Regions from separate parts of the Mus musculus genome. Here regions 1 and 3 are each linked to region 2. The links are chromatin contacts, found by POLR2A ChIA-PET in ENCODE. All regions are on one chromosome and are shown on one strand. Each heading gives the region's core, a stretch centred on a gene start or an enhancer-like site at or near the end of the contact. The rest is flanking DNA. Distances are from core to core; before and after follow the strand shown.

Region 1 (3,743 bases), core at 795-3,294, 130 kb before region 2:
AATCTACTATCTTTCTATCTTCCTTTCTATCTTTTTAGTTCTGCCTCTCTAGAGCACCCAGTCGGGACATGCCATGACAGGTATCTATGGGACTATAGTCAGATCCAACAGTTTCAGGTTGGAAAAAAAAAAAGTCCCCTATGCTTTGCTTATATACCCCACTTCTCTGCAATCTCGTGGCAACCACTGGCCTTTCATAACTTTTTCTCACTGAGGACGTCATCTTTGAAGTCATACACTGTAACTTAGTTTTTTAAGATTGATTTTTTTTTTCTTAGAAAACACAAGAACACACCAAATTCTTTTTTTTTTTAATTCTATAATTGATTTTAGTGCTAGGTAGTAGTCCATTGTGGTAGATTTACTAGAGCTATTGAAATGTAACTTATTTGCTTTCAAGTTTTGGCAATTATGAAAAGCTGCTGCAAAAGTTAAATACAGTAATGGGAGAGATGGCTCAGTAGTTGTTCTTGCAGAGGACCTGGGTCTTGGCACTCATATGGTGACTCACAACTATCCATAACTCCAATTCCAAGAGATCCCATGCCCTCTTCTGACCTCCATGGACGCCAGGCATGCAAGTGGTGCACAAACGTGCAATCAAAGCACTCAGACATATCAAATAAACCTTTAAATTTTTCAGATACAGGAGCTGGAAGTGTGAGTCAGCTGTTAAAAGCACATACTGCTCTTGCAGAGGACCCCAAGTTTGGTTCCCAGACTCACACCAGACAGTTCACCTGTAAACTCTAACTTCAGGGGACCTGATACCTTTCTGTGGCCTCTAGGAGAATCTGCACTCTATTATATACACACTCGTAAATAAAACAAACAAAAAACTTAAGGAAAAACAATGTACAGGAACCTGAAGAAGATAGCTCATGGTTCCTTCAGCAAAGTGCTTTCCATGGCAACATATGGATCTGAGTTCAATCCCCAGCACTCATACAGAAACAAACAAACAAAACTGGCCATGGAGACACCCCTGGTGCCTCTTGCCTTGGCCAGACAGCTTAGTCCATTCCACAAGCAAAAGGTAAAAGTAATACCTTGTATGGAAAAGAAAAAGATGCATTGTAAGAAGGAGCTAACTGGAGGTGGGCTCCTGGCCTCCCATATGTGGAGTTTTATACACACACACACACACACACACACACACCCAATCCCACCCGGAAAGAACTCCAAACAAACAAACAAACAAAAAACCCAACTTAAGTACATGTGTTTATACACTAGATGTATGTTCATTTGGGTACATACCTGTATGTGAAACTGATAAATCATACAGTAACCATAAAGGTTTTGCATTCTTTGCAGGAATGTATGTGATTTTCAGTTAGTGTACGTTTTTGTTAACATCGGTGAATGTTTGGGATTTGGGGGCATTTTATGTGTACTCTACATCAAAGTTGAGTTCCCCTAATGTCCTTTGACATTGAGCATCTTTTTAATGCTTATTTGTATGGTGAGGTATCTGGTAAAATGGCTGTGAATTTTCTTAAAGTGGTCGTGTGTATGGTTTAATAAGACTCCTTTATCGTGTCTTTTGTGGCCCTCTCTCTGTCTTGTCATATTTATCTTTTGACAATAAGGGATCACTGGACTATCGTGCAACTTTCTTCTTAATGACACCTGCAGCAACACAGTTTCTGCTTGGGGTTTCAACTACTATTTTCGAGGGCTACAAATTAATCACGTTTCTTCCTCGACAGGCTGCTGTGGTGGACGAACGATAATTTACCAGTGGTTCTGTCACCGTGTCACCTCTGAACCCACAAAGCTTGCAAAGGCCACTGTCGCACACAGCGCTATCTAGCGGGCCAAGCGGTCTCCGCCCTGACATATAGCAGCTATGACCGCCGTATTATTTTTTTTAAGGGCTCTCTCAGAACTCGCTCAGAAAGCAAGGCAAAAGTGCCATTCCTTCCGCCCGCGGGCCTCCGGGATGGTCGTGCTGCGAACCTGGCATGCTCAGTAGAGCTCAATGCCCAGCTGGGAGGCTGGCGCTCGCCCGTGCACACAGCCCCGGGGCGTGAGCAGAGGCGGAGACAGGGGCGGCCGCAGCCTAGCACCACCCCAGTAGTCCTTAGAGGAGGACCAGCGGCCCCCGGAACGGCCTCGGGAGCGCGGGTGTCGGTGCCGCTCACCTCCCGGGAGTCCAGCGGCGGTGCGGACCCGCGGAGGTGCGAGCTGGACGCGGCGGGAGGCGGCAGGCTGTGGGGGACCTGCGAGTGGCTGGGCGCCACTTCAGCACCGAACTCCGACCGGTCCTCGTCAGGGCCCAGGGCCGTCCCGGCCGGGCAGCCACGGCGAGGCGCCGCTCCTGACGTCCACCGCCCGTCCTTCCTCACCTAGGCCGGGGTACTTGGCCGCGGGAAGGCCTCTGAGGTAAGTCAGCGCGGGGGTCGAGGCCAGGGGCGCCGCCGCTAGTTTCCTCAGAAGCTGGTTTCCCGGAAGGGGCGGAGGCCGCGCGATTTCTGCGCGTGGACCGGAGGGCGGGGCTCGTTGTTTCCGGAAGCCGGGTGGCGGGCGGGACTTCAAACGTTCCCGGAAATCGAAAAGCGCGGAACTTGCTGTCATCTAGCGGGAGGTTGGACTCTTCTTGAGGTCGTTTTAGCTCAAGTCGAGACTGAAGGTGCGCCGTAGCCATGGTTACAGAGTGACTATGGAACGATTATTTTGGTAGGAATGACAGCTTCTTGAAGCTTTAGGACCCCAACAAGACTACCTAAATGTAACCTATCAACCCTGGACCTACCAGCTCTTTAAAAGGGTCTATTCCTGTTGTCTTGGGGCAGCAGGTGGCAGAGCAGTCGGTAGCTTTCATCGTTATTTTTGAGGTGAGCTGGCAAATCAGGAGTGATCTACGACCTCAACGAGAGACCAGTGTCAAACATCCAAGGCTTCTCTGGTCCTCAGTAGCATTTGCATTTATGGGTTGCTGCAGACCTTTTCTGAGTTGTGAAAAAGATAAGCCACATCCTCCTCACCTAAGCGTTGGACAGAGCCCACTGAGGATGGATGGTGCAGCCCAGGGTGACTCATTCTTTGTGTCTTGCAGATCATTTGATTTTCTTGCTCTTTTACTTTGTGCAAAGAGTTGAAGCTGTTTTAATCAAGAAATTCCACAAAAGACCTTTAGGAAAGTATTCTTTCTTAACACATGAAGACTCGATGGTAGAGTGAACTTTGGGATGCAATGACTTAATTGTGTAATTCTGTAGCCCCTGGAAAGATACTACTAAGGCTTGTGAGAAAGGTGAACTATCACAGCTGTATTGTATGTAGAAATATACTAGTCTTATTGAAAATGAAATTTGGGATGTTTTGTTTGTATGACTGACAAAAACAGTAGTAACAATTCTTAACTTTAATTTCCATTTTTCTCATTCTTTGCTACTTTGAGCCTTACACATAATGTTAAGCTTTCAAGATTGTAATAAGATATGTGCCCAAGGTAACAACTTACAAACTGGGCACAGTACTATTACACCTTAGTTAATGTCTCCTTAATATCTCCAGTAGGATCTGGAATTTGAAGCAAATATATAGTTTCCCACACATCGGTAGGATATCATTCTGGCAGATGTGTCTTACTATAAAAACATGGATATAATACTAAGTTTTTTTTAAATTTAATCTGTACATCCCCATGTTTTTAAAATGTAGAATATTCAATTAATCTGGGTAAGTCCATATGATTTTATATGTTTGTTTGTTTGTTTGTTTATTGTTTTTGAGAC
Region 2 (3,674 bases), core at 984-3,483:
ACACCAGGTGGTTGAGATCGCCATAGGTGGGTGTGGTCAGCTTCAGGGTGCGGAAACAGATGTCATACAGAGCCTCATTATCGATGCAGTAGGTTTCATCTGTGTTCTCTACCAGCTGGTGCACTGAGAGGGTGGCATTATAGGGCTCCACCACAGTGTCAGAGACCTTGGGTGAGGGCATGACGCTGAAGGTGTTCATGATGCGGTCTGGGTACTCCTCTCTGATCTTGCTGATGAGCAGGGTCCCCATGCCTGAGCCAGTGCCTCCCCCCAGTGAGTGGGTCAGCTGGAAGCCCTGAAGACAGTCACAGCTTTCTGACTCCTTCCTCACCACGTCCAGGACAGAGTCCACCAGCTCGGCCCCCTCTGTGTAGTGGCCCTTTGCCCAGTTATTTCCTGCACCACTCTGGCCTGAAAGAGCAAAGGAGGATTAAGTCAGCCATGATTGGGAAAATTCCTTCTTTAAAAAAAAAAAAAAAAAGAATCACCTCTCAGATAAGGCTATTTCAAATTATTATCAAATGGCCAATAAATAATAAAGCAATAAACTATTTGGTTATCAATACAATTATAAATGAGTTAACAGAGCACACCTGCCTTTGAAAAAGCTAAGATGCAATTGCCTCAAAGCCTGATAAGGCTTAGGCGCCACTGCTATGTATGCTCCCTGTCTATCACACTCCTCCACCCTTTGTGCTAGTGATAATTAACACCTTGTGCTCTTCTGTCTTCAGCTATGCCACATACTCACCGAACACGAAGTTGTCCGGCCTGAAGATCTGCCCAAATGGTCCAGACCTGACTGAGTCCATTGTGCCTGGCTCCAGGTCCACCAGGATGGCCCTAGGCACATATTTATTACCTGCAGAAGAACAAGAGCTGGCTTAGCCCTCCAGGCAGTATCTTCTATAGAGTAGGGCTCGGTCCCACCTCCTTCCTGTTTGGTGGTACCCCCAAACAAAGAAAGGTCTATTATGACCAAGCTTTCAAAGGGTTTGGTTGGCACAGAAGAGGCTACCCCACCCCAAAAATGGTCATCCTAAAATAAGCCACCTTCTCCTGGGTTCAAATAAGAGCAGAGCTTAGGGATGCCAGAATTGAAGATGGGGTGTTAAAAGTAATTACCAGTTGCTTCATTGTAGTATACATTGATTCTTTCCAGTTGCAAATCACTGTCTCCATGGTAACTTCCAGTGGGGTCTATACCATGCTCATCACTGATGACCTCCCAAAACTGTGACATAAAAAGACTGTATTTAGCTATGCACAACCCTACCCCCAATCTCAATGAGCAGCCCCCCCATCACCCACAGTTTTGACAACAGGACGTTGCCGAAGCTTTAATGAGTGGCATGACCCAGGCACAGCCTTAGGGCTTGCATTGTAGAGGATCAGAAAGTTGAAACTGGGCGGTTTCCCATGAGAACAGCTGCTCTCAGCAGGAGGTAGGGTGTGTGTGTGTGTGTGTGTGTGTGTGTGTGTGTGTGTGTGTGTGTGTGTGTGTGTGTGAAAAAACAGCCCAAGCTGGGTTGGCAAGTCACAGCCACCACTGGCAGCTGGAGACAAACGCGCTGGGACTATAGGCAAGGAGAAAAGGGGGCCGGCGGGGAGAGTGAAGCGAGGAAGCTGTAGGGTGATGTTTTAAATTCAAAGCACGTTCAGTGACCGTCTGGCAATCGTTCTTCCTCCCCTCCCCCGCAGCTCGCCTGGTGATCAAGCGAGTAAAATCAATTCTCCTGTGTCGCGGCCCCTCCCTAAGACCGGCATGCACAGCCTAGCAGACACACCCACGTCTTCTTTAGGCACTCGTGGCTATTAGGGAGGAAAGAAAATGGGGCAGCTCAAATTCCGAATAGTTCCAGGAAAAATGAATGAGACCCCTTTGCTTTAAAGTCTCCTCTGAGACCACGCCCATCCGACTGCACAAAACCGCAAGTCAGGTCCGCCGTTGGTGAGTCCTGGTATTTACCTAGAGCCGCGCCTCATTTTGGACCCCACCTATCCCGAGGGGAGCTCCGTTAGGGTCCCTCCCTCACCCCCTAAGCAGTGAACCCACCTTGGCACCGATCTGGTTGCCGCACTGGCCCGCCTGAATGTGCACGATCTCTCGCATGGTGCCTGGTTAGCTTCTTGCTGTCTTGGGTCTGTGTCAGTGGGTCTGATGATCCTCCCCTTCCACACCCACTGCTGGGCCACCTGGAACTTACTCCGGAACCGACGGGCTACGGGCTGAGGGCGAGGGCCGGGTGGGTTCGGTCTTTTATGTAGGGAGGGTGGGGCGAACCAAAAAGACCGCGCCCCCCAGCCAAAGCCCCCAGTCCCGTTCTCGCTAGCGCTCTCCAGGCCGGGTTGACGTAATGCTCTGAGCCCCAGGGACGGTCTTGGGGGCTGGACTATGGGCTTGTGGCCAATCAGCGCGGGCGTGAAGACCTTGCGAGGAGTGGGGCTTCTTGGGAGAAGCTGGGGCCTGAGCATTGTCTCGGACTTGAGAAGGGCAAGCTGAGTGTGGGGAACTGGGAACTGGGAGCGTGAAGACTGCGGTAGTGTGGCGGGGCGGGGTGATTTAGTACCATAGGCTGGGGATGGAGAAGGGGCTGCTAATGGGTGGGTGCAGCAGGTGCAGTCCGGTGTTGCGAGTGAGCACTGGTAGGGAGCTTTAGGGTCATTTGCGTTACTTGAGCAATTCCTCTTCTTACTCTGAGCAGGCTTCGCCAAGCCAAAGCACTTGGCGAGAGTAGTGCCTCATTCTTCATCCCTGGAGGTCAATGTCTGTCCAGGCGCACACGCCCATTACATACAACTTTAGGAAAAGACTAGTGATCCTACGAAAGCGAGTGTAATTGGAAAAAAGAAAAATCCAAAAGATCATAACTTTGGACACTTTGGAGCATCTTAGACTTGCCTTTGTCTTTATTGACTATGCTTGTTCCTCTGCTATAGTAGCAGCATTTAGTGGTAGAAGGACCTCTGAGCCTAGCCCTGCCTCGCACACTCCAAGAATACTGTGCTCGCTGCCTGATACCAAAGACTCCTTTCACCCTGTGATTGGCTTTTGTTCCTCCTGAGTGATGGGGTGGGTGTGGCAGGCCGCAGTGTGTGAACTGTGTTGCCGGCAGAGTGAGGGTGGAGTCCTGGGGGCGGGTCTGTCAGGGAAACAAAGGAGTTCACAAAAGCGTGGGATGTATTCCACAACTGAGTGTTTAAAAGCCAGTCAGGCGCTGTCCTTCCAGTATTTAGTTCATCCGTTGTTAGAAAAGAAGGTTCTGAGAACCTTCGACGCCTAGAGCATTCTTACCTTCATTTGCAGTGACTAAGAGGTCCCAGCCTTGGTGCTGCGGATGGAGAGGAGGGGGACACGCCTAAAAACTGCAGCGCGGTGAGCTAGCCAGAGACCACCGCAGACTCAGGCGCACTCACATCAGCGCGTGCGCAGACGCGATGCATCAGCTCTCCCTTCAAACCCGCATTTTCTAGGTATTCGAGGAAGAAACTGATCCCTTTGTGAGCGTATGTGAAATAAACCTGTGTGCTCTGAGGGAGAGAAGAAGAAGGGTGTCAGAGTATGTTCCCTGCTATCCCAGGTTGAAGGTCACTGCTTCCCTACGCGGGGCTAGTGGTTTAGGAGGTGATGTGACCCCTTTTATTCTCTAAGGAGTGAGGCCCAAGTGACTCAG
Region 3 (3,704 bases), core at 12-2,511, 93 kb before region 2:
GTGGGGTTAAAATGGAGGACAGACTCAATGACATTTACAAATAAGTGATTATAAAGAGTTAAGAGCTAGTGTAATTGTAGTAAGAGGTATGATGTTTTCATATAGCATTAGGAAGCTAAGCCGACCTGAATACCCCTCCACAGCTCTGTGAGCCAAGCCTTTCTAACTTCTCTTCCCACTGTTTCCTCGTCTATAATCTGGGGTAAGAAGTATGGATGGAGAAGGAGCATATACTAATTAAAAATATAGTGACACACTTTAAGGCACCTGGCACAAAAATGACTAGTTTTTGGTATGAAGTATTGAAAGCTCCCTCCCCCCCCATTACTGGGACTAGTCATTGCTGGGTAATTGGATCGTGAGGACTCTGACTTAATCAATGGAGTTATCTATTAATGGATTCATAGTTTGTTGGTATTATTGGAAGATATAGGAGGTGGGGCCTGACTACAAGAAGCAGGTCACTGGGAGCATGCATGTCTTTGAACAATTTTTCCTTTGAACAGTTTCTTCCAGTTCTTTCTCTTCTCCCTCTCAGCCTGTTAAGTGCTCTTAACACTTAAGTGCCTCCGCTCCCACCATGCACTGCCTTTCCTCGGGCCCAAAGAAATGGGTCCGGATGACCTTGAGCTTAGAGCTCTGAAACCATGAACCTTTCCCCCTTTTACATTGTTCTCAAATGTTTGTCACAGTGGTGCATAAAGCTAACACAGCAAGATGTACAAATGATGAGTTCTTAAGACGTGCATAATAAATGTTGCTCTAAGTAACCTAAAGGCTTGCTACCATTATGCTTAGCATCAAGGGACCAGGGCTAGATAATGTGGGAAGTGGGACATAGTCAGGTGTAGTGATGCAGGCCAGATGTCCCAGCATGAGTCAGGAGGATCAGGAGCTCAAGATCAACATCAGCTAGAGTTCTAGGCCAGCTTGAGCTTTCCTTCCTTAACAGAGGCAGGATGGTCTGCTGTGCACTTGTCTCTCAGAGGCTCTGCTTAGATACCCTTTAGGTGAAGGCAGCACAGCAGGTGGCCCCGCCGACCCATATCCTTGGACTCCTTGGCAGTTGCAAGCAAGGAGCAGTGCCTACTGAACTGTCCACCCTGAGAGAGCTAGGACTAGAAGGACACGCTCTGTTTTTGTTTCTGGGCAGGCCTGACAAGGAGCAGAGCGAGCTCCAGCAAGGCACAGCGGGCCAGGGGCGGGACTTCGAGCTTAGCACTTGAAGGGTGGCATCCAGCCGGGCGCATGCGCGTTCCATGGAGCTTGTGCGACCTGGAGCTATGGCGACCGCAACAGTTCGCCCGGCGGCCCAGCGGTTGCGGCTGCTCCTCTCGCCCCTGAAATCCCGGATCTGCGTACCCCAGGCCGAACCCGTAGCCACCTTCGGGTAATGGCGTGCTCGGGGCAGCGAGGGCCACTGGCCGGGGAGGGATACGGACGCCTGGCGTTGTCGGCCCTTCCTTGCTCAAACCCCACGTCCAGATCCCGCAGAACTGGTGTGCGAGCACTTTGATGCCTGGGGTTAGGTTCTACGTGCTGGGTGGTGGTCCAGCCTCCTCAGTGCACAGGGAAGGAACTGGGGAGGAAGGAAGGGGTGGGGGGCTTGCTGGCCTCTTAGCCATTTGCTGGGAACAGTAATTATTCCTGCCAAATCAGAAATCTGCCTAACCTGCTTCAGTGGCAGGCAGGGCCCAAGTTTCCTGAGTCCTTTTGCTTGCTAATTTTAAACTTAAGTGTGCAAGACAATCTGCTTGGGAACCTGTGTAAATTCAAAGTCCCAGGTTCCCCTGCCAGAGAGTCGAGTGTGTGTGTGTGTGTGTGTGTGTGTGTGGTGATGGCCAGGACACCGAATCTTCACTTCTATTTCCCTCTACACTACACTCCAGCCCTTTGCTAAAATAATAACATTCATGGAGACCTGCTGTCTTGAAAATGGGTGCACGGTCTCAAGAGAATGTAAGCAGAAGATGTGGATAGAGCAGGCTGAAGTTGTGCGCATCCCTCCATGTTATACACATGCAGACATAGGCAGTGGTCGTGTGCAGTTTACTATCGGTGGGCCATTGACAGTAGTAACGAGCATTTGGAACTTTATTAGACCTGATGTGGAAACCAATCGTTTGAGCATATAATCTGGAAGTAGAAAGAACGGAAAAGCGACCCATTTTTTTGTTTGTTTGTTTGTTTGTTTTTAAACATTAGTAGCATGATTGTGTAGCTCTCTTAGTCTATATCCAATTCAGATTTCTTCTCTCATATGACTTTAACAACTTTTTAAATATACACGTTGGAAAACATATCAGTGACTCTGGTTGTATAAATTGCTAGTGAAGAGGCATGTTATCCCGTTTCCTGATTGCAAAAAGGGCTTGAACGAGGCTACTAAGGTTGTGTTAATGTCATGCTCATCGGCAACTTAATGGCTGTTGAGAGTCTCATTCACTTAGCTGCACTGGAGACCACTCTTCCTAAAAGATCTCTGCTAAGGTTTCCCTTAGTCTCACCCTGCATTGTTTTAGAAATACAAACGGCCTGTAACCTGAGAAACAGCTCCAGGTGGTTAATCCTGAAGCCAGGCTGCAGCCTCAGCCGCAACAGTCCCATGAAAACCTCTTCACAGCCAGTGTCCAGCCCGCAGGTAGCTGAGTTATGCACCACAGAGTTTCTTGTAAATCTGATACTTGGAACTTTGACCCTTTCCTTACTTCATGATCTCTGTGATCTGTTGAAAAGTCATTTTTTCTGTGGGGAGTTGTATGTCCGTTCTGATGTTAATAATTTACTAAATCTGACAGTCTGAAAACAGTATTTTCTGAGTTAACCTAAGGAGGTCCGGCCAGAGAATCAGGTCCATTCCTTCGCCTCATCGCTGCCTCCACCCCCCGACTTGGCAATGAGACTGAATGCCACTTTTGCCAGGAGATTAAAGAGAATCATGGGCTTTTGAGATCACATAGTCTAAATAACTGTATTATTGACCCTTCTTAGCTGTGTGACTGTAGACAAGTTACTCAACCTCTCTAGATTCCTGACCTTGCAGTGTTTGTATTTGGAACAATGATTGTGAAACAAAATAAAAATAAATAATTAACAAGTACAATTAATGACATAGTTGGCACATTGAATGAAGAAAAAGAAATAAGACAGGAAAAGACATGATCGCTCCTAGATATGATGGAGAAGAAAGTTTATTATAGATAAATAAGGATAGCATAGCCAAAGGCAGACACAACTGGGAAAGTCCAGAGGGGTAGGGCCAGGGAGGGGGAGAGGAGAACCAACTACAGCAGCCAAGAGGCCAAAGGTACAAAAAGGGGCAGGTACCCAAAAATGTCTGGATTATATAAGGAAGAGCCTCTGGGGAAATGACAGCCTAGCCCCTAGGCTGGAGAGTTCTGGGTAGAGGGCAGGGAATGCCAACTATACCCTGTAACAGGTAGGGATGAGGGATGCTGGGGGAACCTAGAGGCCAGGTCCACTTTGATATGTTAAATAGACACCTCAACCACTTGTCCAGGTTTGGAACTTAACATATATAAATAATAGCACTATATATAAAAAGACACCACACTTTGTGTCATCAAGTAGTGGCAGCAGTTGATACTGTGACTCTCGGTTATTGATGAGAAGCAGAGTATAAGCAGTAAGGACTTACAAAGTGCAGCTGCATCTTATTAAGCAATCCCTATTTTCATCTCTAA

Evidence for each region. ChIA-PET counts read pairs that join two places held with the same protein, here RNA polymerase II (POLR2A).
Region 1: POLR2A ChIA-PET joins it to region 2 with 39 read pairs in embryonic stem cell. The contact joins the promoter of Ripk1 here to the promoter of Tubb2b in region 2. POLR2A ChIA-PET finds 5 or more read pairs at or near these places in 4 of 5 experiments (Patski and embryonic stem cell).
Region 3: POLR2A ChIA-PET joins it to region 2 with 57 read pairs in embryonic stem cell. The contact joins the promoter of Bphl here to the promoter of Tubb2b in region 2. POLR2A ChIA-PET finds 5 or more read pairs at or near these places in 4 of 5 experiments (Patski and embryonic stem cell).

What each region holds. Positions count from the first base shown.
Region 1 is chr13:34,000,319-34,004,061 of GRCm38, forward strand. Ripk1 (receptor (TNFRSF)-interacting serine-threonine kinase 1) reads left to right here and starts at 2,045. Exons shown (of 11, transcript NM_001359997.1): 1 at 2,045-2,388. It also overlaps a transcript of Serpinb6a not described here.
Region 2 is chr13:34,128,121-34,131,794 of GRCm38, forward strand. It overlaps Tubb2b (tubulin, beta 2B class IIB), which reads right to left and starts at 2,234. Exons shown (of 4, transcript NM_023716.2): 1 at 2,057-2,234; 2 at 1,126-1,234; 3 at 752-862; 4 at 1-411. The coding sequence starts at 2,113. It overlaps Gm36500 (a long non-coding RNA gene), which reads left to right and starts at 2,358. Exons shown (of 3, transcript XR_873221.3): 1 at 2,358-3,674.
Region 3 is chr13:34,036,380-34,040,083 of GRCm38, forward strand. It overlaps Bphl (biphenyl hydrolase-like (serine hydrolase, breast epithelial mucin-associated antigen)), which reads left to right and starts at 1,262. Exons shown (of 7, transcript NM_026512.1): 1 at 1,262-1,390. The coding sequence starts at 1,284.